Regions from separate parts of the Homo sapiens genome. Here regions 2 and 3 are each linked to region 1. Evidence: read pairs that join two places in POLR2A ChIA-PET (ENCODE). Cell type or tissue: MCF 10A. All regions are shown on one strand. Region 1 has its middle 110 kb from the start of BCAS1-AS1. Region 2 has its middle 16 kb from the start of BCAS1-AS1. Region 3 has its middle 160 kb from the start of ZNF217.

The links. ChIA-PET counts read pairs that join two places held together with the same protein. Peaks named below come from ENCODE experiments on the same cell type or tissue, not always from the same donor. Only the 100,000 strongest peaks of a DNase experiment are listed, where the experiment ranks them.
Region 2: POLR2A ChIA-PET joins it to region 1 with 5 read pairs; 7 of 35 experiments call an interaction of 5 or more read pairs at or near these places.
Region 3: POLR2A ChIA-PET joins it to region 1 with 8 read pairs; 8 of 35 experiments call an interaction of 5 or more read pairs at or near these places.

What each region holds. Positions count from the first base shown.
Region 1 is chr20:53,804,113-53,808,112 of GRCh38, forward strand. No RefSeq gene overlaps it. Among named protein-coding and RNA genes, the nearest start is that of BCAS1-AS1, 110 kb to the right of the region's middle. In MCF 10A, no CTCF peak of the experiment used is centred here; a DNase peak (open chromatin) is centred at 1,909.
Region 2 is chr20:53,897,569-53,901,568 of GRCh38, forward strand. No RefSeq gene overlaps it. Among named protein-coding and RNA genes, the nearest start is that of BCAS1-AS1, 16 kb to the right of the region's middle. In MCF 10A, no CTCF peak of the experiment used is centred here; a DNase peak (open chromatin) is centred at 2,233.
Region 3 is chr20:53,751,685-53,755,684 of GRCh38, forward strand. No RefSeq gene overlaps it. Among named protein-coding and RNA genes, the nearest start is that of ZNF217, 160 kb to the left of the region's middle. RefSeq lists enhancers at 2,894-2,943, 2,974-3,053. In MCF 10A, no CTCF peak of the experiment used is centred here; DNase peaks (open chromatin) are centred at 1,617 and 1,907.

The sequences.
Region 1 (4,000 bases):
TTCAAGTTCATTAATACACATTTCCTCCTGCTTCACATTATTTACTCTGGAGACTTTTTTTTTTTTTTTTTTTTTGAGACAGAGTCTCACCCTGTCACCCAGGCTGAAGTGGAGTGGTGGGATCATGGCTCACGGCAGTCTTGAACTCCAGGGCTCAAGTGATCCTCCACCTGAGCCTCCCAAGAACCGGGACTACAGGTGCATGCCACCTATGCCAGGCTAATTTTTATTTATTTATTTTTTTGAGGCGGAGTCTCGCTTTGTTGCCCAGGCTGGAGTGTAGTGGCATAATCTCGGCTCACTGCAACCTCTGCCTCCTGGGTTCAAGTGATTCTCTTGCCTCAGCCTCCTGAGTAGATGGGATTACAGGTGTGTGCCACCACACCTGGCTAATTTTTGTATTTTTAGTTGAGACGGGGTTTCACCATGTTGGTCAGGCTGGTCTCGAACTCCTGACCTTGTGATCTGCCCACCTCGGACTCCCAAAGTGCTGGGATTACAGTCGTGAGCCACCATGCCTGGCCTTATCAGGCTAATTTTTAAAGTTGTTTTTGGAGAGACAAAGTCTCCCTATGTTTCCCAGGCTGGTCTTGAACTTCTGGGCTCAAGTGATTTGCCTGCCTCAGCCTCCCAAAGTGCTGGAATTATAGGCATGAGCCACTGCTCCTGGTCATGTTATTTACTCTGAAGTACTCTTATAGTAAACAACAACACATATGAGATCATAATGTCTAACATCACCAGTTTATCCCGAATTTTGTTGCATTTCACTATTTCTTCTGTTCAGCATCAAATGTAGAAGGTGGGTTGTGTTTTGGGTTCCTATCATTCAAAATTTCTGTACCGTTAAACCCTACAATTACACATAGTGGAATGAGACGTTGTCACCATGAGAGGTAAAAAGGAGACAGGACCCCACTGAGGAAACCAGGGATTCATGCCTCTGACCTCCAGCTCACCCCAGGATACACACTCAGTGATGAAATAATCCTAACCCTAAATTGCATGAATTACATTGTTCTCCCTCCCTGTCCCTTTCCTCTGATCCATCTCTTTTGCAAAACTCATGCAATCTGAGTGTGTTTCATGGTAAAATTGTAATGTATACAGTTTTCCCATTTGTGTTTTTATTTGCAAACTGACAGCCGCTTAACCCTGGCACTCGTGGAAAATATTGCCTTGGAAAACGACCTCACCTGACTATGGCATCCATGAGGAGCAGTGAATGATACTGATAGGGGTTAAGACTTGCTTGCCCCTCTGCTTTTGCACAAGTGGTGCCTCTGCCTGGAATACCTTGACCTGCCTCCTGAGCTGTGTATCCAAATCTCAGTTCTGGCATCCCTCCCTCTGTGATGCCATCCTGGGGATCTCCAGCAGAGTCATCATGGCCTTCTTTGTCCCTGCCCCTTACATCTGCTGTGATACTTTTCCTGGAGGTCAAAACACAAATACGTAGAATGCTCAATTTCCACAGAAGGCTAAGAAATGAACCAAGTGGGTTGGGGGTGAAGAACCGGGAACCAAGGCACCAGAGTGAACTGGGAAGCCTGTGCTGGGTCCAAGGGTGCAGCTGCTGCTCAGGCCTGGCCTGGTTTCTATGAGGAATGTGGGCTCAGGGTAGCCAGAGCTCCTGATTTTTCAAGAGAACTGGAAATCTGAACTTTCTTTTTTTGACATATGTCTATCTTTAAAGGCAGTTGTTCCAGATTTTAAAATGACTCCATTCAGAGTTGATAAATCACACACATTCACAGAATAAATCCACTCCACGGGCCACCAGTGACAGCCCATGCTCTAGGCAAAACTCTCCGGAGTCTGAGGCTCTGTCCTTTCTTTCTCAAATTCCCAGTGCCTGGGGCACGGAACCTGGCATGAAGAGGCACTTAGGAAATGTTTGTTGAGTGAATAGATGAGGCAATGAATCATCAGGATATTAAAATTCTTTCCACTCTGCATGAGCCATACATATAGTGTAATTTGTATATTTATATATGCTTTCCTTCGGGCCCATGAACAAAGCCAGGTACTTGCCAAAGTGCAAAAAAAGTTTGATATTTGTATAACAATAATAAACCCAGGGCTGGGCGCAGTGGCTCACACTTGTAATCCCAGCACTTTGGGAGGCTGAGGCAGGCAGATTGCCTGAGCTCAGGAGTTCGAGACAAGTCTGGGCAACATAGTGAAATCCTGTATCTACAAAAATTAAAAAAAAATTAGCCAGGTGTGCATGCCTGTAGTCCCAGCTACTTGGAAGGCTGAAGTGGGAGGATGGCTTGAGCCCAGAAGGTGAAGGTTGCAGTGAGCCGAGATTGCACCACTGCACTCCAGCCTGGGTGAAAGAGTAAAACCCTGTCTCGAAAATAAATAAATAAATAAATAACATTAAATTAAATTAAATTAAAATAGGACAGGCATGGTGGCTCACACCTGTAATCCCAGCACTTTAGGAGGCCGAGGTAGGCAGATAGCTTGAGCCCAGGAGTTCGAGACCAGCCCAGGTAACATGGTGAAACTTTGTCTCTACAAAAAAATAAAAAAATAAGATAAATAAAAAAAAATCAGCTGGACATGGTGGTGCATGCCTGCAATCCCAGCTACTCAAGAGGCTGTGGCAGGAGGGTCACTTGAGCTCAGAAGGTTGAGGCTTCTGTAAGCTGTGACTATGTCACTGCATTCCAGGCTGCGTGACAGAGTGAGACCCTGTCTCAGAAAAAAACAAACAAAAAGCCAGTAAAAATAAAAATAAAAAGAATAAACCCAGCAGCAAGGCATCTGTCATCCTCTCATACTGGTCATTATAATTTTTGGTTAATTCATAAAACTGCTCCACAAGGTAGGTCATATTATCAGCTCCATTTTACAGAAGAGGAAAAATCGGTAAAGCTCAGATCAATTCACCTGCCCAAGACCACAGAGTTGGCAAGTTTCCTGTTATCCTCAGGTTAAAAGCCAAAGTCTGTAAAATGGCGCTACAGGATCCCCCTTCACTCCCCATAGCCCATCTGACCTCATCTCTCCCTCTCCTTCATTCAACACCTGTCTCCCTGACTTCCTCAGACATCCCACATGTGCCCTGGCCTCTGGGCTTTGTCACTGACCCTCTGCGGGGGATGCTGTCGCCTAAGACCTTTGCATGGCTTCCTCTTACCTCCTTCCAGTCTTTGTTCAAATGTCACCTTTTCACTGAGTACTATACCTGACTCCCCTGCCCACTTAGGATCACAGCTCCCATCGCCTTCTGTTTCCCTCCCTTGTTTCCTTTATTTTTCTCCATAGTTTTTTTTTTAATCACCTTCTAACATACTATGTAATGTAATTATTCATTTTCTGCCTTCAACACTGTCAGGTTAAACTCCATGAGGGCAATATATATATATATATATATATATATATATATATATATATATATATATATATATATATATTTTTTTTTTTTTTTCTATTTTCTTCCCTGCTATATCTCTAGTTCTAGAATTGTGCCTGGCACAATACGAATTCTTAATTAGAAGGATAGTAATATGTATGCAGTCTTTTTTTTTTTTTTTTTTTTGAGACAGAGTCTCGCTCTGTCGCCCAGGCCGGAGTGCAGTGGCGCGATCTCAACTCACTGCAAGCTCCGCCTTCCGGGTTCGCGCCATTCTCCTGCCTCAGCCTCCTGAGTAGCTGGGACTACAGGCTCCCACCACCGCGCCCGGCTAATTTTTTTTTTGCATTTTTAGTAGAGACGGGGTTTCACCGTGTTAACCAGGATGGTCTCGATCTCCTGACCTCGTGATCCGCCCACCTCGGCCTCCCAAAGTGCTGGGATTACAGGCGTGAGCCACCGCGCCCGGCCTGTATGCAGTCTTAGAGTGGCCTGTCTGGGCTGAAATCCTGGCTGTGCCACTGGCTTTGTGACCTGGGAGAGTTTATTAACCTCAGTAAGCCTCAGTCTACTCGTCTGTCAAATGAGGCTACTATACTGCATTTCAACCAATCTAAGAAGCCACTGAAATAC
Region 2 (4,000 bases), 93 kb after region 1:
GCTGGGCGTTGGTGGCTCACACCTGTAATCCCAGCACTTTGGGAGGCCAAGGTGGGTGGATCACGAGGTCAAGATATCAAGACCATCCTGGCCAACGTGGTGAAACCCCGTCTGTAGTAAAAATACAAAAATTAGCCAGGCGTGGTGGCGTGTGCCTGTAGTCCCAGCTACTTGGGAGGCTGAGGCAGGAGAATTGCTTGAACCTGGGAGGTGGAGGTTGCAATGAGCTGAGATCTCGCCACTGCACTCCAGCCTGGTGACAGAGTGAGACTCCGCCTCAACAACAACAACAAAAAACCCCAAAAACCCCCCAAAATAAAAAACAAAAACAGAGCTAGTTCAAGCTATGAATAACACATCCAGAACATTCTGGTGACAGGAAGAAGCCTTCAGAAACAGAATAGCCTGTTGGCTATTCTCAGCTGGCCATTTGGTCCTGGATGGACTCAGTCAGGCTCATGATACTCATTGTATTGTAATCACCCCAGCATGCAAACAGATTGGACAACAGTTCAAAGACTGGGCAACAGAACACAATTAAGAAGTGATTAACTTACGGGAAAAGATGAAAAGAGCTCAAGTATGAAAGCCATGTGGCAGAAAACCCTGGGAGGAGGTGATCACCATTTCCAAGCATTGAAATTCCATAAATAAAAGGCTAGAAGAGGAACTTCTCGGGGGATGATTTAAAAGGTAATGGCATATCTTTGAACAATGAGGATTCCAGGCTGAAATCTCAAGAGGAAGCTTCCTTGTTGTGGTTCTCGACAGGAATAATCCGTTGAGGAAATGATAGAATTCCTTTTAACGTGTCGGTAGGTGAAACAGCAAGAGGAACACAGGCCAATCAGATAATGTGAATTTGTCCTCCAGCAAGTGCTGCACCGGAGCTTAGTGAATGAGTAAGGTTCTCCCAGACTCAGGGCAAAGGGAGCACAGGCTCCACTATAGGCAGCAGTTGATGGAGAACCTCGATTTGGACGGAAGAAAATTCCTGGTTTCTCTTTTTCTGAGGCTGAAGAAGAACAGAAGCTCATCAAATAGAGGAGGGCTGGCTACTCCTGTAGCCATAAAAAGGGAGACGTAGATATTTTCAGCTTTGCAGACCCTCCAGGCTCTGTGTCAACCGCTCACCTCTGCCTTCGTAGACTAAATGCAGTCATAGACATGGGTAAATAATGTGTGTGGCTGTGTTTTAATAAAACTTTATTTGCAGAAACAGGCAGTGCCTAGGGAGCATGGTTTGCTGACGGCTGATCTCAAGAAGCGGGAAAGACGCCCTGTAAAAGAGCGAGGAAATTTAAAGAGAATGGGTTCAAGTACCATCTCTACACTTAACGGCTAGTTAATTAACCTTTGTGAACACTTGGGGTTTTTTTTTGTCCATGAAAAGGGTTAATTGCAGTGCCTCCCTCATGGGTTTGTTCTCAGAATCAAATGGAACAATGTCTGAATAATGCTTATCATAGGCCTGGGTGCACAGAGGTACTAAAATAAGAGAAAGAGTAAAAAGAATGCACATTTTATTATAGTTCTTACCCTATTCTATTGGGTTTATGTAACTGTTTCCTTCACTAGTATGAGCTCCTGAAGTTCAAAAATCCCACTTAGTTAACACACGTCTCCAGTACCCATCATGGTGGCACATGGTGGGTGGTGTTTTGGGTTTGAAAGCAGCACTGGGGATGGGGGTTGGGGGCAGTGGTTTAGTGAGGGAAGGCTCCCATGGGAGTGGGAACCAAGGAAGCAGGACACGGTGGGAGAAGGAGCGAAGCAGAGGTTTTTGTGAACTGGAGTCTAGCTTCAGCCTGATGCCTTGGGGATATACATTGCGTGTATCGGGAGCAGATACTGCACCCCAGCATTAGCTCATGTTGAAGCAAAGGCGCTGGCCTTTCATGGCCTGGAACAGTCAGTTACTGGCTGTAGGCTGGCCTCATTAAGAGTGAGGAGATAATCTCCCAGGTGAATTGGCTTCTGTGCTGCTGAATGAGAGCAGCTGGGAGCTGTTAGCTCTGCCAATGGGGTGGGGGGATGGGTGAGGGGGGCATGACAGCTTCTCTGCAGTGCCCAATTATTGCTTGTTCCATAAAAGCCTATGTGTTCTGTGGTTATGCTCTAAATCACCCGTGAAACACAGCTGGTTTATAGGAAACGGGAGAAGGGCAGAGCCAGGGTGACTAAGTCATCACCTGTCACTCCAAAGATAAATTGTTTAGCTGAGAGGCTGAGCCCAGAGATGGTGAGGAACCTGACTCAAGGATGGTGATGTTCTCTCTTTGCAGGGACAGGAAGTGGCTTCTTTTTTCAGTGGCCTGTGGGCGTTTCCTTTGCCTGGAGGAGTGTGTGGTACCATCCAGACTGAGGGTTGCTGAAATCCCTCACCGGGCTTGACACAAGTGCCAATAATGCCACAGTAACATCTGCCTGGGTTCTGGCATCTGGCGAGAGTGGGATTGAATCCCAGCTCTGCCACTTTAGCCATGTGACCTTGAACCAATGACTTAGCAATATAAGCCTTATTTTCCATGTCTGTAAAATGGGAATAGCAATACTTCCCAATTCTTAGGGCTTTTGTGAGGCTTAGAGTTAATGCTTATAAAATGGCTGGCACTTAATTAAACTCCAATTTCAATACACGGTAATTTTATTTACTTTCTTTGTTATGATGGTGTATTTGTTATGTATTTATAGAAATGGTATTGTTCAGTTAATGTTTCCCAGTTGTCATTTGCATATTACTTTGGATTTTTGCCATATCTGTTGCCACCTGTACTATTATTTATTTAGCATACATTAGTTGACTCTTGAAAATAAAACTTAAATAGTTTTAATAGGACCAGGGCAATAAGGGGTTTGGATGGGCTAGTGCTTGGCCTATGATAAGTATGCTATGAATGGGAGCTACTATTATCATCAACACTGACATTAAATGACTCTTAGTTTTGTATCCTATCTGGGAATTTGCATTGACTCATTTCATTTCTTCCTTTTAGAATCAAGTTGCTTGCATTCTCTCCATTGGATGAGGTCACGTCTTTACTCCTGCCTGAGCTAATTGATGTATTCTTAAAGTGGCTTGCTTGGCTAAGAATTTCATGCATAGTATCAGGGGATTTTTTCTTTCCTCTGTTAAATAACTTGGGCTCTGACAGATTACAAGGAAGTTATTACTCAGAGCTAAGTGCTCAAAACTGATTGTAGGGAGCAGTGGAAATTCCCCTTCCTTGCCTAAAATAACTGGAACTGGAACATGACAATATGAGCTTTGTCCAGGCTTGAAACAATATCCTTTCCAAGTGAATTTTGTACGGAAATACTTACCAATATATAGTGGTAGTTCTCACTGACAGGCTAGAAAAAGGTTAGTCATTCCCCGTATTCCATAGCTAAAAGGGCCATTGTTAGGGACAATAAGCCCCCGAGGAGTGAAATTTAAGCATGTGGACATAGTAATATTGGACTTACCTGACTTCTCCCTGCCCCTTATCCCATTTGATTCCTTCACTATCAAAAGAATCTAATTCCGGAAATAGACATGCTCTCCATTTGTTTGATTATTTTTATTGCAAGTATGTTTGTGACAACCTTCCCCTGAACACCCCCGAGCAGGTCCTGAGGAAACGGGAGAAGGAAATGCTCAGGTCCTTATAGTAGATGCGAGTTCAGAGTAGCTGACTCAGATGAATGTCCGTGAGTTCAAATTCCACAGCAGTTTTTAATCCCATGTCTTGAGCTGTTTCAGAAGGTTGATAATTAGCAAGGGCATGTGTCCAGCCCTCGCAGACTCAGGATGTAAAGATCTGGAGATTTTGTTGGAGTGAGTATTCCATTGCTGAACTGTTATGCTCATTATTACAGATTAAAAAAATAAACTGGGCAAGATCTTGTGAAGTGCTTCACTCTGTTTTTTTTTTGTTGTTGTTTTTGTTAATAAAAATTTCTTATTAAAAAAAATTTAAGGCTAAGTGGAAAAGGGGGGCAGGAATAAAAGTGGGAA
Region 3 (4,000 bases), 52 kb before region 1:
AATATTGTTGATTGAAACACAGTTGTAGAAAGGTGAATACTGTATGATTTCCTCTACGTTTAAAAAAAGGACATGTATCTGCACGTGTGTGTGTGTGTTTAGATGTGTAAAAATATTTAAAAAAGGACGAGAAGAATACTCTCTTACCATTAACACAGGAAGTAAATAAAAAATGGGGTGGGGGTGGGGAAAGCCATGTCAGAGGGAGAGAAGGGTGAGTTTCTATTTTCAGTCATATATACTACAGTGTTTTTCCTTTACTTCTGTAATCTAAAATAAAAATAAATAAAGTCAACTGGCAAAAGCAAACACCCAAGCAAACAACTACATAATAAACAGAAAGCCCTTTAATTTCTAAGAATCAGGAGGCTTCAGAACATGAAAGAACTTCCTGGTTCGAGGCATTCCTCGTGAAATCATGTTTGGAAGCCAATCTGGAATTCTACCCCGCCCGGAACGAGGTAGACTCCATAAAGCAGTATTGAAATTTCCCTGTTGAACAAAAAATAAATGTTTGATGCTTTCTCTCGACCTCTGTTTAAAGTTATTAACTCTTCTTTTATTTAACTTTTATTAAAGTTATTAACTCTTCTTTCAGCTTACTGCTGTGGTGGTGTGTGTGTGTGTGTGTGTGTGTATGTGTGTATGTGTATTTAAAGCATAGGAAACATCCAAATGACTAATGTTGTTTACATTCTATTCTTTAAAATACACATCATACTAGATGAAAGCATAAAACAATATCTTTAAATATTAAAGAAAAACAATCCTGTTTAAAAACCAGCCTCTTCCAGAGCCTAAGAGAGATACACTAGGCCCTTGAGGATGCTTGAGACTGTGCGCAAAAAAATTGGGGTCTTTGGTTACTCTATTGTAAAACAATCAGGTTGCATTCTGGCTTTTAGATTGTTTTAAGTGAAGTTTCACTACTTGCTTGTTACTTTTGTTTAACTTATTCCTTATAAATTGGGTTAAGTAGAAAATAGGAAGAGAAAGAGGAGCCCAAGGAAGGTGGTGATGGTAGGTAAAGCTGGGAACAGGCACCCCCCTTCTGCCTCATCTCCACTTGCAGGGACACCAGTAATTCAACAAATGGTGGCTGCCGGCAACACCTCCGGTTGAGAAGCTTTCCTGGTTATGAACCTGAAACAGGCTTTTCTTAGGAGAAGAGCATACTTAATTACTGGAATCTCAATCACATGCGCTGAAAGAATAAATGACCAGCATGGGCAGATTTTGATTAAGACTTGTCAAGGGGGAAATGATTTTCTTAAGTTTGGGATTTTTAACTTTATAAGATAGTCTTCTTGTTGGCAAAATTCGTCAGTGTCTCTGGGGCTTTCAGGCTACAGGATTGTGTTAGAAACAGTCTGTGTGCCATCACCTTTTAGAATATGTCCATATTAAATGAGGCTCAAACAAAAAACATTTTGTTTCTATATATCAAATAAAATAAAGAAAAGGTCCTTTGAAAGCTTGATCGAAACGTTAGGTTTTGTTACTGTCCTTTTCAAAGCACTATTATCATATTATTTCTTATTCGATTCTCTTAGCAACCCGGGAGGTTGTCAGAGTAAACAATCTTCGTGTTATAGATGCGGGAGAAAATGCATAAAAGGCTAACTCATGCATGTAAACAATTGGTCAGAGAGTTTAGGATTCCTAGTCTGTTTTACTCAACCTTTCAGTGAGGGCGAGTATAGTTCCTAGCAGGTTGTATTCAAGCATCTCCTCCAGGATTCATCTTGTACTAAAAGTTATGGAAAAAATCTCGATAAGCTCAATAAAATATCCAGAGAGGAGGCTTACTTAAGCACAATGCACCCCAAATCCTTACTTAAGACTTTTGGGAAGGGATTCATTTTGCCTTTGTCATCAGGTACGTGCCAGAAGCATTTGTAAGTCTTGCCAGGAACTTGACTATTTTTGCTTTGTTTATTACCTGAGCTGGTTGTGCAGCTGTTGGTCTTAGAGAACCGTACTAGATCCCTGCGAGTGGGTGGCAATGTGATTCTGCAGACACAGATAATAATTCTAGACAATCGTAGGCTCCGTTTATTCCAGGGATGTGCCCTTCATTTACAGAAAGAAGCCTGAATCAGAGAATGGAAAACAACTATGACACAGCACAGCAGGAAACAAAAGAACGGGATTGGTTCTTATTCCCCCCACCCCCGCCCCACCCTGCTTAACTTTTAGACTACGTTGTCTTAAATGTAGACTTTGATCTAAATGTTGAGTCCCTTTTCATTACAACAGTAATTCAAAAGGCAGAATCTAGATATGCCTTTTGATGATCTGTTGGTCTTTGCTTAAGGGAAAACAAATAAAAGTAACCTGGGCCAAATGCAAAACATGCAAATTAGGAATTCTGTCTCTCTCTCTCTCTCTCTCTCTCTCTCTCTCTGTGTGTGTGTGTGTGTGTGTGTGTGTGTGTGTCTGTGTGTAGCAAATAATGGGTTTCTAGCATGTGCAAAAGTGATGTAAAAATAACAACAATAATAATAATCACAGCTCACATATATGTCAGGCACTATTTTAGGTGCTTTACATTGCTTTACAAGTATTAATTCATTTAGTGCTCACATCAGCCCTATGAGGTAGATGCTGTTATTATCCTCACCTTATAGTTGGGAAAACTGAGGCATAGAGGGGTGAAGAAACTTATTGAAGTCTGGTAAGGAAGAAAAACTCAGTCGCCATCCTTGCCTTGGTGATACATGCAAACATACCCTTAGGCATGGATTCATTCCATTTTAAGCTGGCTGCCACCAACACAAACCCATTTGAGAACTCTGTGCTAATTAGAAAAAGAGGATCTCCCTCCACAGCCCAGGGCAGGAGCTGCCTTTTTGGGTTGATGGCGTTGAAGGGGATCTTCAAGAGCTCTGCGTGGCAAGCGGAGGCAGGGCTAAAATGCAATGGACTCCTTTCTGTTGGCTGGGAGCCCTGGTGTGGGGCCATACTTCCTGTTTGTGGTGATGCTGTGGCTCCCACACACACTAGTTGTGAGACTTTGGGGAGGATCCTCAATGTCTTTGAGTCTCTGTGTCTCCATCTAAAAAACTGGCATGATGCTGCTGAGCTCACACAAAGGCTTGTGATGAGGATTAAAGGTTGAATTGTATATGAAGTACTTGGTACACAGGAAGCACCAAGAAGGCAAAATTAAGCATGTGATAGAACCAGGCCAGAGTTTTTGGACTGGGTCATAAACTCCTTCATGGGAGTTTATTGGGGGGCAGAGTAGCCATTGGAGACTCATTAAAAAATACCATGGACTACATATCCCAGAAAAGGCACCGGGGTTTTTTTAGCAATGGATTATGTCTTCACTCAGTTTTTAGCATGGAAAGATGCTGGTGCTTGAATAAACTGTACCATTAAGCTATGTCCTTAATAAACTATCTTTCTCGAATTATGGTCTTGAGAGCCACGTATTGAAATAAACAGAGTGGATACCACTAAACTGGGGAATTGCTTTCAGAATGCCTCACTTGAGTCTAAATGGGCTTACAGATATTCTATGTGACGTTAATATGCCAGTGGGAAGTCACATGCCCCACATGTGCAATGAAGAATTGCCATTTAAAGTTGTGTGACTGTGGACACATTTCTTTTCTTTTCTTTTTTTTTTTTGAGACAGAGTCTCACTCTGTCGCCCAGGCTGGAATGCAGTGGTGTGATCTTGGCTCACTACAACCTCCGCCTCCTGGGTTCAAGTGATTCTCCTGCCTCAGTCTCCCAAGTAGCTGGAATTACAGGTGCACGCCACCACGCCCGGCTATTTTGTATTTTTAGTAGAGATGAGGTTTCTCCATGTTGGCCAGGCTGGTCTCGAACTCCTGACCTCAAGACATCCACCCACCTCGGCCTCCCAAAGTGCTGGAATTACAGGCGTGAGCCACTGCACTCAGCCACATTTCTTTTTTTGAGACCAGGGTCTTGCTCTGTCACCCAGGCTGGAGTGCAGTGGCACAATCATGGCTCACTACAGCCT